Linked DNA regions of Mus musculus: region 1 is linked to region 2. A link is a contact called in ENCODE Hi-C or POLR2A ChIA-PET data. All regions are on one chromosome and are shown on one strand. The core of a region is the stretch at or near the end of the contact, and the rest is flanking DNA. Distances in the headings are between cores, read along the strand shown. Region 1 holds the start of Hectd2 (HECT domain E3 ubiquitin protein ligase 2). Region 2 holds the start of Ankrd1 (ankyrin repeat domain 1 (cardiac muscle)).

Region 1 (4,669 bases), core at 720-3,219, 430 kb after region 2:
ATTTAGTAGGAAGTGGAAACAAATTCATCATGATGCTTATCTTTCCTATATAGAGCTCCCAGCAGAATAAACCAATGGGCTTGTTTCCATTGCCTTATCTCGTCTGGAGCAGTAGAAATGAACACTTCTGACTTGCCAGTTTTTTTGCCAATATCTAAATATTTTTGTTCTATTGAATGTGACTAGATGTACAGACACACTTTTATTTTGTCTCACACATGAAAAGTGAAAGCATAAGGCATGCGATCCAACTCGTTTCTGATCCAAGTATTTTAATAGCAAATTACTAAATTTGGTTGTAGACAATAGGAGAGATAACCCACCATCATTTCAGAATTTATTCTACCAGTCTAGACACAGTAGCATGGTACATCTTGAATCGTATTTAAAATGAAAGGTTGGTTTTACAATGTTTGTTACCAGTTTTCAGCATGCTGGCCTGCTAAAAGAAAACAGATGTCTATGAGATAGTCCGGAGATTTAAGAAGAGAGGTCTAAAAACAAAAATTCAAGAAAAAGGAGACAGAAAAGGGTGTTGCAAAGTAGTGCCTGTGTCATTTGGCTCTAAAGATTATGAAATACCTGGCTACTTTATTCTACTTATTGTACACCTTTTGTTATTAATAGAGAAACGATGGTGACAGCAATTATATTAAAACTACAAATACTTCCTAGAAATAGAAGCAAACTTTATAATTTCCAAAGTAATACAGTAGGCACTATCCGATTCACTTTATTGCTTGCTACAAATTCTGGGCTTGAAAAACAACCTCATGCCAGGAAGAACTGTAACTATTTATTTAGTTCTGCGGACTCTGAATTATATAAAATGACAGTCACCAAATCCCCTCTGAATTTGTTTCAGAGATATTCTTGCTTCTTGTATTTGGAGCTGAGTATTCTTGGATTAGAAAATTCACTTCACCATGAATAAAATAACGAAGTCTCAACTAAAAATCCCAAGACCTCAATGTCGAGAAATTCTCTATTTTTAGTAAGTGGTACAGTGAATACTTCCTCTCTCCCTTCTCCTCCATCAGCAGGTGTCTCTGCCATTCCAGCAGACTGATAAAAGGAAAAGGAGGGGGCGAGGAGAAAGGAAATTGTCTAAGTCGTCGTCGGGTGGTGGAGGTGGGGATATTTTAACATGACGATTTAAAGTAATTTTTTAAACGTTCTTACCCAGAATTTATTACGAGGTTTATTATGGATTACTCAGCAGTTTGGATCTGTCCATCTGTAACTTATAAACGGAAGGGGACAAGGGATTAGAGGGAACGAAGGACGGCGGGGGGCGGGGAGAGCAAAATGTAGGCGCGTGGGCACGGAAGGGAGAGGCGGACTTGGCAGTCATGAGGGACCGCGGCTCAGAAATGGAAAGTGTGGCCTGGCCGTCCTGCCCTGGAGTGTGTGTGGGAGGGGAGCACGGTGTCGCATTGTCCTCTCCCGACCCTAAGCGCTTCTCCCGTAGGATGAGGCCAGGAGAGGACACGGGGAAAGAGTTAGTCATAAGGATGCTCAGGTGAGCGGTCTCCCAGTCTCCCCGGCGCTGGAGGCACTGGAGGAAAGATCAGGGGGCAGACATGACCCCGAGTCCGCTTCCTGAGCGCGAGTTTAAAGGTCAAAGGCCACCAGCTGGGTCAAAGGTCCCCGGCTCACCTGCCACTCCAGGTGAAGGGAAAGCCAGGGTTAGAATCCGTGTCACAGCCTTTACAAGGCCTGTCGCCCTCCCACCACAGCCCGCGACCAACATGGCGACCAGGCGCCCCCCAGCTCCCGCCCCGCGCCGTCTCCTCAGCGGTCCCCGCGCGTGACGCGGGGCCGCGGTCTGAGCCCCGGCCGGCGGACCCGCGGGAGCGGAGCGCGGCCGAGGGCGCGAGCCGGGCGCACGCAGGGGGTGGGCGGCGGAGCCTGGCGGCCAGCCCGGGGGCGCGCGCACACGCGCGGGCGCGCGACGGGCCGCGGGCGCGCGCGGGGGCGGGGGCGGCGCGGCGGCGGCGGTTGGAAGGAGCCCTCTCGCGGCCGCGGCAGCAGCAGCAGCGCCCGCCCCGGCTGCAGTCCGGCCGCCGCTGCCGCCGCCGCCACCGCCTCGCGCCTCAGCCGCCCGGCCAGACATGAGTGAGGCGGCTCGGGATCTCTCGCCCGGAGCGCCGCCGGCGGTAGCCGCGGCCGCCCCGGAGGAGAGGAAGGGGAAAGAACCGGAGCGCGAGAAGCTGCCGCCCATCGTGACGGCCGGCGCAGCCGCGGTAGGTGCGGCGGGGGCCGGGGGGCGCCCTGGGCGGTGGGTTGAAGGCGGCCTGGAGAGGGGACAACAGGGAAGTTGCGCCTCGAGGGCAACGGCCATCACTTGGGAACCGCGCCTTCCACGCTCGGGGAGTGGGGTCCGCTGCCTGATGCTGGGTGTTTGCTTGTTTTCGGGGGGTCTGGCTCCCGACTTTCTGCTGAGGGTCGGCATCCTCTGTTGGATGAGCATGGGTGCCAGTTGGGCGTCAGGGAGGTTTTCCCTGAGTGGGAGAACCTGCCTGTGGGCGCCAAGGCAGCGCTTCCCTTCGCTTTTGCGGTCCTTTCTCCCCTCGGGTTGAACAGTCTCAGAGAGGAGTTTCCTCCTAATTCTGACCTTTCCGTTGCTATCCGGGTAGTGGGAGGCAGTTGCCTCCCTGGATGCTTTTATTTTTTTCATACGGTACTGACGTGTGATTTGAAGGAGCGAGGCTTTTTCTTCTTTTAAAACTCGGCTATCCAAGCTTAATAAGCGTGGTAATTTCCCAGCTGGATTTTGCAAGGGTTAATTTGGAAGGCGCTCTCAGCCTTCAAACTCCATACTGCCAAATGATGTCATGGGACATCATCCCCTCTCTCCCTTCCCCCTGTTTGTACTTAGTGGTTGGGAGTCTGGTTGCTTTATGATTAACTTCTGGTTTTGACATTTTTATTTGACATAGTATTTAAATACTTTGGGCAAGTTTGCTTTCAAGTATTTAAAGATTATGACTTGTCAACGCATCTGTACGTGACAAAATAGTAAAAGTTTGGGGAATATTATACATTTAAAAAAATTTCTACTTGCAATTAGTTTCTAGAAGCCGCCCTCCTAAATGACTAGGAACTTACTAAAATAGCTCACTCTTCTTTATAAAGTATTAGTATCAGAATAATGTTATGATTTGGTAGGTTTTTCAAAAATGTCTGAAGCCTGTAATAACTGGAAATTGTTAAAGACAACTCTTTTATCATAAGTCAGCACAGCAGATTTGGACAGCAATGACACACATTTTAAAAGGATAACTACAACTGATTGGTAAATTGCAGCTGTAGTTAGGAATTACCTTGGGAGATGCTTTGAAGCAATTTGTCATTCATATTGTAGTCTGTTGGTGCACAGGGTTTTCACAGCTTTTTATGTAGGACTTCTTAATGCCAATGTAGTTTGTTTGTTTCAAGTCTGGGTATGTGTCTAGTGTGTGTATACGTGTGAGTATGGGTATATGTGTATGGAGGTCACATATACATGTGACCTGGTGTTGGTTGTCACCCCATGCTTTGGCAGTTTTTTCCTAAGGTGGTTATTAAGAGGGAAAATGTAACATCTGCTTTTAGAAGCAATGTTATGAGTTTAGTGTCTAACAGCAAGTACCTTTCCCCAAATTATTTATATATAGTGAAGAATATATTATATATAGCAAATAATGTCTATTATTTATCAATATTATTTACATATAATTTCAGTGGAACTGAAAGAAAGGTTTGGAACTTAACAGAAGCTGATACAGTGTGGCTGGAAGTCTAACATTTGTTATCTGAAGCACATAGGTCTTAGTAATTTCAAGTTTTTCAGATTTTAAGAAAGTAATCCTTTTAAGTATTACCACATGTAATAACTACAGTGAAGTCCTGGCCAATTTCCTGGCATCAGTAGTATCTAAAACTGTAGCCAATGTATTGTTTGTTCTGTTCAGTGGAATAAGGTTAAAAACTCTTACTTGCCTTATGGCATTTCAAGGCACATCCACATTTGTGCTACCAAGTGAATTGCAAAGACACTCTTTTTCAGGATGTAGACTAGTCAAAGAGCCTATAGTTTAAGAATTTTTAAAAAATCTTTGAACATGGAGGATAAAAACAGTTTGGAATAGAAAACTTGGGATTCTGAGGCAGTTTCTGGTGGTGCCTTAAAATTTCTTTTGACCTTGATACTGCTGTTGGATTTTTCAATGGAAATTTTAAGAGGAAAATGCAAGTATGTATTGCATATTTTTCAAGAGGATTTTCAGAGCTGAAATTTTGAGGCATCATGATAAAAAGCCTAAGGAAAAAAAATGCTGACATCTGAAGATGAGGAAAGCCAGGGCATCTGGGATGACCGGATTCTCCAGTAGAGTGGGGAAGACTTGATGGAATGTGGTGGAAAGAGAAAGACAGTTTATTGCCTCCTAGTTTATTTCTGAACTCTGTAGGGCTTAAGCAGAACTCAAGGTTTGTTTAGTATCCTAATTGACATCAGGAACTTTGGGGACCCTTTTAGTGATTCTTCCTTTTTGCCCAAATTAATAGCTCCACCCTTCCAACTTGAGTTTATATTTCAATTCAAGTGGCCCTGTAATCATGTGGGGTTTTTTCCCTCAGAAAATTAGTGTGTCATGGTTATGACGGTGTAGAAACAAGTAAGAGT
Region 2 (4,575 bases), core at 806-3,305:
CTGTATTTGCCAGCCTCCAGGAAGGCACGGCACAGGCTTGCTTACCTCATCGCAGACGTCGGGGCTGTTCTTGTCTGACAGGAATTTCTCTACAACTGGCAGTTTGTTCTCCAGCGCAGCTTTCAGAAACCTCGGCACATCCACAGGTTCAGTCTAAAGTGAGGGAAGAGGAGGGCAGGAGGAGACAGACAGAGGAGGAGAAGGAAGAGGAAGAGGCAAAGGGAAGGGAGAGGAAAAGACAAGACAGGAGAAGAAGGGAGAGGATGCTCATAAAGAGTAGAGGAGAAAGTGGGAAAGAACAAAGAAGAAAGAAATTGAGGAGAAAGGAGAGAAAAGGGAAAGAAATCGAAAGTGGCCATGAGTTTTGCTGCCGTCGTCCCTCCACAGGACTCACCCCTGCAACTTATAAGGATGTGCAATAACCAAACAGTCCTTACCATAATTTCAGGTTCTGGCTCCTTCACAACTGGAACTTTGGTTTTCTTGTATTTTTTCCTTTTCTTCAGTTGAACAATTATTTCAAGGTCTTCTAAGTTTTCAAGCTTTGATCTTTGTTCTAGTTTTTTCTTTTTGAGCTAACGAAAGGGGGGAAAAATCAAGTGTTGAAAAATATATAGTGAGTTCTAACTATTGTGGTACCTGAACAAACCCTGCACAGCCTGAGCAAACTGTGAGTGGGCTGAGAATGGGAAATCCAAAGCACTTTCAAGTGAGTGTCTGACTTCAGGGATTTTATTTTCATTAAAGTATTTGGGGTCTAATTTTAATCTAAGTCATATTTACTTCCTTTGCTTGTAGAACTAGTCCTTGACTAATTGGTTAGAGGCACGACATAGTCTCTCAGTAATCATTTTGTAATTAGTACCATAAAGCCCAGATTTCTATAGAATTTGTTTTCTCATTCTCAAAAACTAACATATGTTTTAACCAAGGGTAGAAAATACAGATAAATTCACAAATACTGATGCCATTCTCCTTCACGAGTCTCTGAAACGGAGATTACTGCTGCACTTCTAAATTTGTGTTAGTAATCTACAAAAATTCAATAAATAAATTTCAATAAACATGGCAAGCTTATTCTATGACCCGTGGGCCACAACTCAATGTTATCAAAAAGAACAAATCGCCTTGGCTCAAATTGAGTAGGCAGTGTGTGATGTTGGAGCTTTTCTGGTTATCATTATCTGTCTGTCCTTTGATCAAAACGTGGTCATAGCACATTCAATCATTGATTCAACCCTCCACACAGGAGGAATCCAAAAGTAATTCCCCCAGTCATTTCCATGTGCACTGCTTCTTTGCATCATGCGCTTCATATCTGGTGAAAAGACATCTTTAGAGCAGTTTTTATTTGTTTTCCTCCTCTCTTCCCCTCTTCCTCAGGGACCTCCGTACCCCACTCCCACTAGGATTTTGTGGGAGGTCCTCACCTCTGCCTCTCGCAGTTTCTCGCTTTTCCGTTGTTCCTCCCCCTGCTTCACGCTGTTGGCCGGAAGTGTCTTCAGGTCCTCTTGCTTCTCCAAAGCAACAGCAGCTTCATATTCTCCATTTCTGAACTCCCCAGGAAGGAATTCCCCTGCGGCCCCATTGCTGTTCTTTTTGCCTGTTACCTGTATGTGAAGAAGATGTTGAAGTCAGAAGCAAAGCTACCCATCTTGGGGTAACTGTCCACAAACAATGCCACAGGAGGTCCTTCCTCTCCATCCAGCGACAGCCACCTTCAGGCGGTGCACTGTCTGGAGCATAGCTCCAGGTATCCCAGGTGCCTGCCTTCCTCTCACAATTAAGATGAGCATCAGGTTAGCACATGAAAATTCACTTTTAACCCACTCAACCCACTCAACCACCTTCTCTTAGGAAGTCACTAACGCCAACCCCACATTATTCCTGAGAAAGAAAAACCATCTGTATTTTCAAATAAAAGCCAAGATTAAAAAAAAAAAAAAAAAAAAGATGTTTTACATACCAGCTCCTCTACTCTCAGTACCATCATGTTGGCAGCCGTGAGTCTATGTTTTTCTCTCTTGTGGATGAACCCCTGGAACTGGCCCTGTGGAGCCCCTCCACACCAGCCCGTTATATAGCTAGGGCTGGGTGAGATAATCTTCCAGCCTGGGAAGCCAAGTCACACCCCTGCCCCCACCAGTGGCCAATTCAGAGGCAGGTGAATTTTCATTCCAGACTTAGTGTCTGGGAAGCCCAAGAGGGAGATGACAAGCTGGCCGCGGCGTATGCGAATCAGGAAGAAATGTGAGAGGGTCATTCCTTTGGCAGTGACCACACCGCTCAGCAATGCGAGTCATCCCACGTATCGGGAAGCCAGGGGACAGCTGCCTGTTAATATTGCACCACATCGCTGCTCTTTTTCCTTCTTTGTCAGCTCTCATATGACTAACGTATCAAGAAAATGCAAGCACTGTGCATCACACTTACAGCCATATCTTTCTGATAACTGGACTTATCAGCACTCCAGTTGGCTGGGAAGTGTTGCTTTGGGACATCCTATTTCTGGGGATAATCAGCCCGAGGGGAAGGAGATGGGTCTGGGTGCCACTTGTCTCTATCTGTTTGGAATTCTCTGGAGTGATGTCTGCAGCTAAAATGGCCCTGTGACATGCCATCGTACCAGCATTAGGAGAAATTGAAAGCATTCAGTAATGCACTTTGACTCTATGGTGTCACTGGCCATAATTAGTGCACCACAGGCTCACCGTGTTCTAAATCTGAAGGCTAATCAGAGGATCTACCCCAAAACGGGCCGAAGTGATGCACAGAGAGATGTGAGTCCAGTTCTTAGCAGAAGCACAACTTGGATGCTGTCAGTAAAGTTTCCCAATGCTGTGGGAAAAGCTTAAGAGAGCCCGAGAAAAATGTGCGTCTGAGGCTGGAGACTCATGGGCTAATGATAGAGCATCTGCCTAGATACACGGGGCTCTCGTGTTCTATTCCTAACACGGAAACAAAAAGGCCCCAAGCTTTGCTGTTGAGAGAGGCAAAAATACTTGTTTCTGGCTTGTCATCGCTAAGATATTAAAATGTGAAAAATATAAATATTTAGATCTTTTTATAGTTCGAGGAAAGATTCTATCGTAAGAGCCACATAAAATACTTTTTTTATTTTTTATGAAAGAGGAGAGTGAAGGGGGTGTCAGTAGAAGAGGGAAGTGTTAATTAGGGTGTTGTGTATGTTTGTTATGCTGGCCATCATATATCTGTCTCTCCTCACTCACCCTTCCATGAACATGGGGTAAGAACCCCCACCCCACTTCAGCTGTTCAACCAGCAAATTGTGTTTCTAGAATCTTCAGTACAAGACATTGCCCTGAAAACCAACACACTAATACCTTGTCCTTCGTGGGTTCCCCTCTCCTAGTGTTCTCTCTGTCCTATCTGTCCTGAGACGCTATCAATGGATAACTGTTGGTCTTCTCGTTTTCATGGTTAACACTATTTTCTTTGACCTCTTGAAGTGACAAGCAGCTATGGCAGCTTTTCTCATTCCTGTGGCCGTTTGTTCCAGGCCTGACTCAGAGCTAAGGGGGGCTGAGAGTTGAGACCTTTCCTTTGAGGAAGGACTCTGGGCTGCTGAGCAGTCTTGAATCTCTGAGTATTTTGTGCCTCCCTAATTCAAGCAAGGCCAAGGATCTCGATTCACAGAGATGACACCTAGACACAGAAACATTAGGCTACTTGCTATGGATGCAGAGCTAGAAGGTGAGGTTGCGTCTTCGCTCCACCCACGATGCGTCTTGGCTCCACCCATAAGAAGCAGACCTGGTACATACAGTTCCTACTCAGACTTACTAAGAGCCCCAGCAGAACAGCTGAAAGGCTTTCTGTGAACACATCACTTTGAAGAATGAAGAATGGACAGAAAGGCTTTCCCAAACCTTTCCCCACCCAGGTGATTTTTCTCTAGAACAGTGTGGCGGCCTCATGTTGTGGTGACCTTCAATCATAAAATTATTTCATTGCTATTTCATACCTGTAATTTTGCTACTGTTACGAATCGTAATGTAAATACCTGACATATAGGATAGATGATATGTGACCCCTGTAAAGGGTCGTTTGATTCCCCCAAAGGGGTCGAGGCCCCCAGGTTGAGAACTGCTGCCCTAGAATCAGGCTGATCCTGAAAGAGAAGCTCCAGGAAATTCCCAATGAGCACCTTGTAGAGGATGGGGCTTGCAGAAGTGTTGGGATGGGCTGAGTTTCACAAACGGACTAGACTAGGAAGTATTCATGGGTGGCAAAGCCACTGTCAGGCAGGCTGTTCCCCTTGGGTTAGGGTTGATATTGTTAAACATGAAAGGATCCTCTTTTGATCATTTATTATGGTTTGATTTGGGGATTTTCACAGTGCTGGGCATGAACACAATGCTTCACACATGCCTATGCAAGTGCTGTACCATATATGCATGTATATATACATGTATATATGTATATATGCCTAACAATAGATAAGGGTAGATTGTGCTTTAAATGATTTGTATTCACCAAAATCAAGGGCAAAACTTCTCAACTGGAAGAGAGCTCCCATCACTTACGGAGCTTCCTTCCCATAAAGGTTCATGT

What was found. A loop is a pair of places that touch in the nucleus more often than their neighbours do. ChIA-PET counts read pairs that join two places held with the same protein, here RNA polymerase II (POLR2A).
Region 1: a loop to region 2 is called in a map of heart, with 2.5 times the contacts of the local background. The contact joins the promoter of Hectd2 here to the promoter of Ankrd1 in region 2. A Hi-C loop is called at or near these places in 2 of 37 maps with a recorded cell type or tissue (heart and left cerebral cortex). POLR2A ChIA-PET finds 5 or more read pairs at or near these places in 1 of 5 experiments (embryonic stem cell).

Annotation. Positions count from the first base shown.
Region 1 is chr19:36,552,670-36,557,338 of GRCm38, forward strand. Hectd2 (HECT domain E3 ubiquitin protein ligase 2) reads left to right here and starts at 1,970. Exons shown (of 21, transcript NM_172637.3): 1 at 1,970-2,246. The coding sequence starts at 2,115. It overlaps Gm41838 (a long non-coding RNA gene), which reads right to left and starts at 1,370. Exons shown (of 2, transcript XR_877830.3): 1 at 1,183-1,370; 2 at 256-1,065.
Region 2 is chr19:36,117,789-36,122,363 of GRCm38, forward strand. It overlaps Ankrd1 (ankyrin repeat domain 1 (cardiac muscle)), which reads right to left and starts at 2,056. Exons shown (of 9, transcript NM_013468.3): 1 at 1,967-2,056; 2 at 1,431-1,610; 3 at 438-575; 4 at 46-153. The coding sequence starts at 1,993.